2 separate regions of the Homo sapiens genome follow, and region 2 is linked to region 1. The links are chromatin contacts, found by Hi-C or POLR2A ChIA-PET in ENCODE. All regions are on one chromosome and are shown on one strand. Each heading gives the region's core, a stretch centred on a gene start or an enhancer-like site at or near the end of the contact. The rest is flanking DNA. Distances are from core to core; before and after follow the strand shown. Region 1 overlaps LRFN2 (leucine rich repeat and fibronectin type III domain containing 2). Region 2 holds the start of LRFN2 (leucine rich repeat and fibronectin type III domain containing 2).

The links. A loop is a pair of places that touch in the nucleus more often than their neighbours do. ChIA-PET counts read pairs that join two places held with the same protein, here RNA polymerase II (POLR2A). Pooled maps may share reads with other maps.
Region 2: a map of natural killer cell shows a loop between it and region 1 (7-fold over the local background). The contact joins the promoter of LRFN2 here to the enhancer-like site in region 1. A Hi-C loop is called at or near these places in 2 of 168 maps with a recorded cell type or tissue (A673 and natural killer cell) and 5 of 50 pooled maps. POLR2A ChIA-PET finds 5 or more read pairs at or near these places in 1 of 52 experiments (A673).

The regions. Positions count from the first base shown.
Region 1 is chr6:40,476,053-40,478,752 of GRCh38, reverse strand. All of the region lies in intron 1 of LRFN2 (leucine rich repeat and fibronectin type III domain containing 2), which reads left to right. Among named protein-coding and RNA genes, the nearest start is that of TDRG1, 99 kb to the right of the region's middle. Within about 2 kb of position 1,357, at least 4 of the 41 ENCODE cell types and tissues checked have a DNase peak (open chromatin) inside an H3K27ac peak, as active enhancers do; they include A673 and natural killer cell, where a contact is called at or near this core.
Region 2 is chr6:40,586,068-40,588,767 of GRCh38, reverse strand. It overlaps LRFN2 (leucine rich repeat and fibronectin type III domain containing 2), which reads left to right and starts at 1,404. Exons shown (of 3, transcript NM_020737.3): 1 at 1,404-1,827. RefSeq lists silencers at 972-1,041, 1,132-1,231.

The sequences.
Region 1 (2,700 bases), core at 108-2,607:
CATGCACATATTGGAAAGGACTGAGAGCATGGTCAGACAGGAAGGAAACCAAATTCAGGATGCCAGAGTACCTAGCTCAAGCCCTGGCTCAGCTACTGACCAACCCTGGGGTACTCAGCAGGTTAATTCACCTGCTCTGTGAGGGGTGGGCTGTCTATACCATTCACCCTTGGATCTCCAGTTGCTCTCACTCCATCAGTGAATGGATTATTTCCTCACTGCTGCTTTCCAGCTGTGTGACTGTGGGCAAGTTGCTCAACCTCACTGTTCCTCAGTTTCCCCCATGTGTATAATAAGGATACTAATTGTACTTACGGGGCTGTTGCAAGGATTAAATGAATGTATAAGGGGCTTAGAGCTTGGCACAGAGTAAACATATACAAATATTAACCATGGTGGTGGTGATAATGGTGGCAATTAATATTATTAGCACTTTTTGTCTATTTGTAATTTGTAAAATGGGCCAATAATAGCATTGGTCTCCTAGGGTTATTCTGAGGACCAAATAAGATGATAGCACAGAGTATGGGCTCAGACCCCAACTCAGGGGTGGAGACAGGAAGAGAAAGCATGTACAGGGCAGCAGGGCACACAGCCATTCCATCTGAGAGGAAGAGGATGGCAGCAGGGGTGCGTCCTGGCATAGCAGGGGACAGGACATTACATCCCCTGGTGCCGGCTTATCCCTGTGGCTTCCCGCCCTGATGCTGCCACTTTGCACATGTGATCCAATCAACTGTCTCTTTAATTATGACACGGAGGAGAAGCCACAAACAGGTTTACCATATTCACGGTTTGCTGCGTCTGTGTTACATCCGGTGTGCATGTAAACAACATCTTGTGGCATTGTCTGATAAATTAAACATCTCTCCTTCCCGAGCTTGGAGAGGAGCGTCGGGTCTCTAAAGAGGGGCACGGATGACTCACCACCATGGCGCTAAAGAGCTTTGCCTGCAGCTCTTTCAGCAAAACACTCTGGAAGGAGCAGGGAGGGGAGAACGCGCTTCCAGCTGGGGTCTCTTTCCTAGGAGGAGACAAGTGGGACAGGATGTGCCCAAAGCTGGCTGCTTAGCTGAGGCCACCAGGGAATTGTTACTGAGGGAAATGGAGCTAACTCTCGCCCATTCCTGCAGCGCCTGCTGGGAAAGCAGGTGATGTGCTGGGAAAACATGCACTCAGCGCCATTCTGGAGCCTCATTTGACCCCTGCCCCAGCCCACCAACAAATCTTTATTGAAAGAACCTGATTTATAACTCACTGTGGCCATCCACTGGCTGTGTGACCTTGTGAAAGACACCTAACCTCTCTGGGTTTTGGTTTTCTCATGGGACCACAGACAACGTAGATAACCTTGTTGAAAGCAGGCAGCCAGGTGTCACCATCCCTTGAGATCCCCATCAGCTCTAGGAGCCATGACCTCTTCCCAGCCAGCCTTCGAGGAGAGCCCTTGACTCAGGAGATGAGCCAAAACTAAGACATCATGAGAACAAAAGGCAGACACTTCTAATTAGAAAACCACCACCAACATGAGTTACTTCCACCCCTCTGATCATCAGACTCACCTGAAGAGCCTTTTAAAAAATATCCAAAATACTCTGGGTCCCATTCCCAGAAATCCCGATGTAATTGATCTGCTGGAAGCCAGGCACTGAATTTTGTAAAACTCCTTGTAAGTCTAATATGTGGTTGGGATTGGAGACTGCTGACCTAGATAATCCATTTCCTGATCATCAAGAGTCGAAGGTGAGTTTAATTAAAGGAGAAGGTGGGAAGAGACTCTGGGGAACTAGATGCCTAAGCTACTTTGTAGCAGGCCTGAGATATTCCTTGGAGTCCAGCCCAGGCAGGCTGGAAATAGGATGCCACTCCTGATTCTACTTGCCAGTGAGTGTGAGCCGGACTGGGGCAGAAGATGTCCATTGGGCCACCAACATCCGAGGCCTGTTCTGGGCTGTGGGTCACGCCTGCTCTCAGGATTGCCCCAGTGTGGTGGCGAAACAGCCAAGTAAAGTGACGATGAGAGGAAGGCATTGTATCCTCTTCCCATGGAGCCTATGCTGGGAATTAAGGGGAGCAGGCAAGTGGAGAGATTAACTCTGTCTGGAAAGTTATAAAGGAGGGCTTCTAGAGACCAAGAGTGTTGAGCTTTGAAGGGTGTATACAAGTTTGCCAGGTGGAAAGCAGGGAATGGGAAACAGCAAGTTTGACCTAGGGGCTACCCCTGCTAACTCAGCACCTATGGGGTTCCCCGTGTACCCAGCTCTGCACCAGGCATTGCTGGAAGTATGGATGGGTGGTGATGCATACACACAAGAGAATGTGGGCCCTGCCTTTCTTACAGTGAGGTTGGGGAGACACAGGTTCAAAGGGAATTCAAGACGGTTTCATACAAAGAGAATTTCTAGTGGCAGCTCCTAATACATCTGTGTTATCAAAGAAAGTTTCTTGGAGGAGATAAGTCTGGAGAAACGTAGCGGCAGACAGAAGGCAGACACCAGCCCAGATAACTTCAATAAATGTGGGGAGGGGGAAAAGGCCTTCATACTTTATAATCCAGGTTCTGGCATGGCCCTGAGTGTGGATGGGGCATGGAAGGCCCAGTCTGACTAAGGTACAGGGTTGTGGCATGGGCTGAACGGAATCAGGCCAGGCTGGAGCCCAGTAGGAAGGGGCTTCCTAGGCCACGCTGGGCCCATCAGA
Region 2 (2,700 bases), core at 155-2,654, 110 kb before region 1:
TGTGTGTAGAGAGGACACAGGGTCGTATGTTACAGATGTATCCAGCCGAGCCAATCCTGGGCTGCAGAGACACATCCACATGCAACATGTGCCTCCCTGTGGGTAACCGGGACAGGTGCACGGGATGTGTTAGCCACCAGGAGAGAAGAGAAGGACTGCAACATTGACATTCTTCCTGCCCCTGGATTTACCAGCTGGAGTACCAACAGGAATCTCAAAATTTCATTTCCTTTAGAAGGAAGGAAATGCCTCTTGGGGAGTCCAGTAAGGCAGAGGACGGTCCTACCTTTCTGGTAACTAGTTGTTTATAGTGAACCGAGAGGATAACCAAAGACGAGACCTTGGCCAGACCTGGGTGTTCTGACTGTGAGCTCACAGTCTGCTTTGAGTAGGGTCTCCGCTACCTACCACATGCCTTGGACAAGTCACTTTACTCTTTTGGGCCTCAGTTTCCTTATACATCAAATGAGGGTTGCTGAGAAGATCAAACAAGTGAAGAGTTGTAAAGATGCTGTGCAAACACTTGGCGCCACTGCACCCTTCACTGATTCTTGTAATAATCATGAAAAGTCAAAGTGCGTGTGTGTGCGTGCACGGGGCGCTCGTTATTCATAGGTCCCTTACCAGGATTCGAGAATCTGAACTGGGCCCCAGGACTGGGTGGGCGCGATCGCCCCAGCCCCCACTCCCAGCCTAGGGCCGGCGCGGTCGGGTTTTCCTCCAGCAGGCGGCGGGCTGACGGCTGCAGGGCGCGCTAGGCACGTGAGGTGGCAGCGCCGTCGCCAGCTGCAGAGGTGCAGCCCTGGCCGCCCGGCTCGCCTTCCGCAGGGGCTGCCCGTGCCGCTGGACCGCGGAGACCGCCCTCCCGGTTCCGGGGCTCGCGGCCTGCCCACCTCCCTCCGCGACTGCGGCCCCAGCCCACTCCCGCCCCACCGTGCGTCCCCGCGCCACCCCTGCCAGGACCGTGAATCCCTCTGGTTTCCGCGGCGGTGTTGGTCGTCTCGGAAGCGGGTGCGCTCGGCAGCGGGCAGGGCAGCGGGCGCAGAGGCTGCCTTCGGCTCCTGCAGCTCCGCGGTTCGCCACTGGGGGCTGCCGCGCCGGAGAGCTCGGCGGGGACGGTGCGCACGGCCGCCGGGTTCCTGGGCGCCTCTGGCCGCTGGGTTTTCTCCACTGCTGGCCCTGCGCTGTCTCCGCAGCCCGCCCGACTCCCTCCCAGATTGGAGCGTGTGATCCGTGTGTGTGTGTGTGTGCGTGTGTGTGTGTGTGTGTGTGTGGAGCGGAGAGAGAAACCGGGTACGCGCGTATGCGCGCGCGCGTGGGGGGCAGTGTGCATGCGGGGAGTACGGGGGAGTGTGTTTGTGTGTGCGTGTGGGTGTGAGTGCCTGGCTCCCTCTCGCTGAGACACACATACACTCACACATACACAACCCGGCAGGCTCGTCTGAACTTGAAGACACCCCACATTCCAAGATGCCCGAGGTTCCTGGGAATGCCTGGGGTTCTTCGATCCGGAAAATCCTACCGGCATCCTCCTAGGGAGGGATTATTATTATTATTTTTCTTTAATCTGGAAGAGAAGAGAACAAGTTGTGCTTTTCCCCCCTTCTTCTTGCTAAATGCCATGGATATAACTGAATAAGCGGCTCAGGGCTTTCCCCGCGTGGACGTCCGAGGCCACCATCTGCCTGCATTCGCCGGAGCCGCCGGAGGGTTTAGCTCGAGTCTGTCTCGGGCGGGGAAGGATGCGTGGCCGAGCCGGGGAGCCCGGGCGCCCCGCGGAGCCGGCCTCGGTGCCACCCAGCCGGGGGTAGATGCTGCCTCGCCCAGGTGAGTGGTCGCCGGCGCTGCGTCTTTGCGATCCCGGGTGTCCGCGGGAGCTCGGCGCGGGGCTGAACGCACCCGAGGGAACCGGGAACTTTGCATCCCTTTCTTTTTCTCTTGAAGACTCCCCGCATCCTAGGTGCTCATGCGGACACCCCCTTCTCTTTTCGCCCATCCTTATCGCGAGAGATTTCCTTTCCTTTCTTTAGTCTTTATTTCCTACAGTGGGGGTGAAACTCTGGCGGGGAGCGGGGAGAGCCGGGTCCATGTGAGACTGGAGAGCCGGATGGAGAGACGGGGAGCCACGGGTGGATGGAACCGTTGAAAACAGCAGGAGAACTTTGCCGCCAGACCACTCTGTTGCATCTCCGCACATGCAAGGCCTGGCTAGAGCCATTGCTGGGGGCTAGGTGGGGGCGCCGGGGACTCCCTGAGCTCTGTGGACTGGGTGGGGTGGGGTAAAGCCAAGTGCGGAAGGGTTGATGCAGAGCGGATGGGAGGAAGGAAGGCATGGTTGCAGTTTGTGGGGGCAGGTAGGGCAGGTTCAGGGACCCTATGCTGGCCTCAGGCAGAAAGCAGATCAGGGGGATTGTGTGTGTGTGCAGCTTGGGGCATCAGAATGGCATGATGAAGCAATATGGAAAGTGGCATTAGCCATGCCTGGGTTCCTAGGTCTCTGTCTCCCACCCAGCCCTGCCCTGGTTCTAAGGTTGGCCTGGGCAGGGAGGAGGGAGAGCAGTAGACCGTTCCGAGGTGGACAGTGCCTTACTTTGCACAGACCTTCTGAGGGAGGTGTCCTACTCGTCTTCCCATCAGCCCGGTACAAAGGACAGAGACAGAGAGTTCTAGGGAGATAGAGCCTCTGAAAACCAGAGCAGG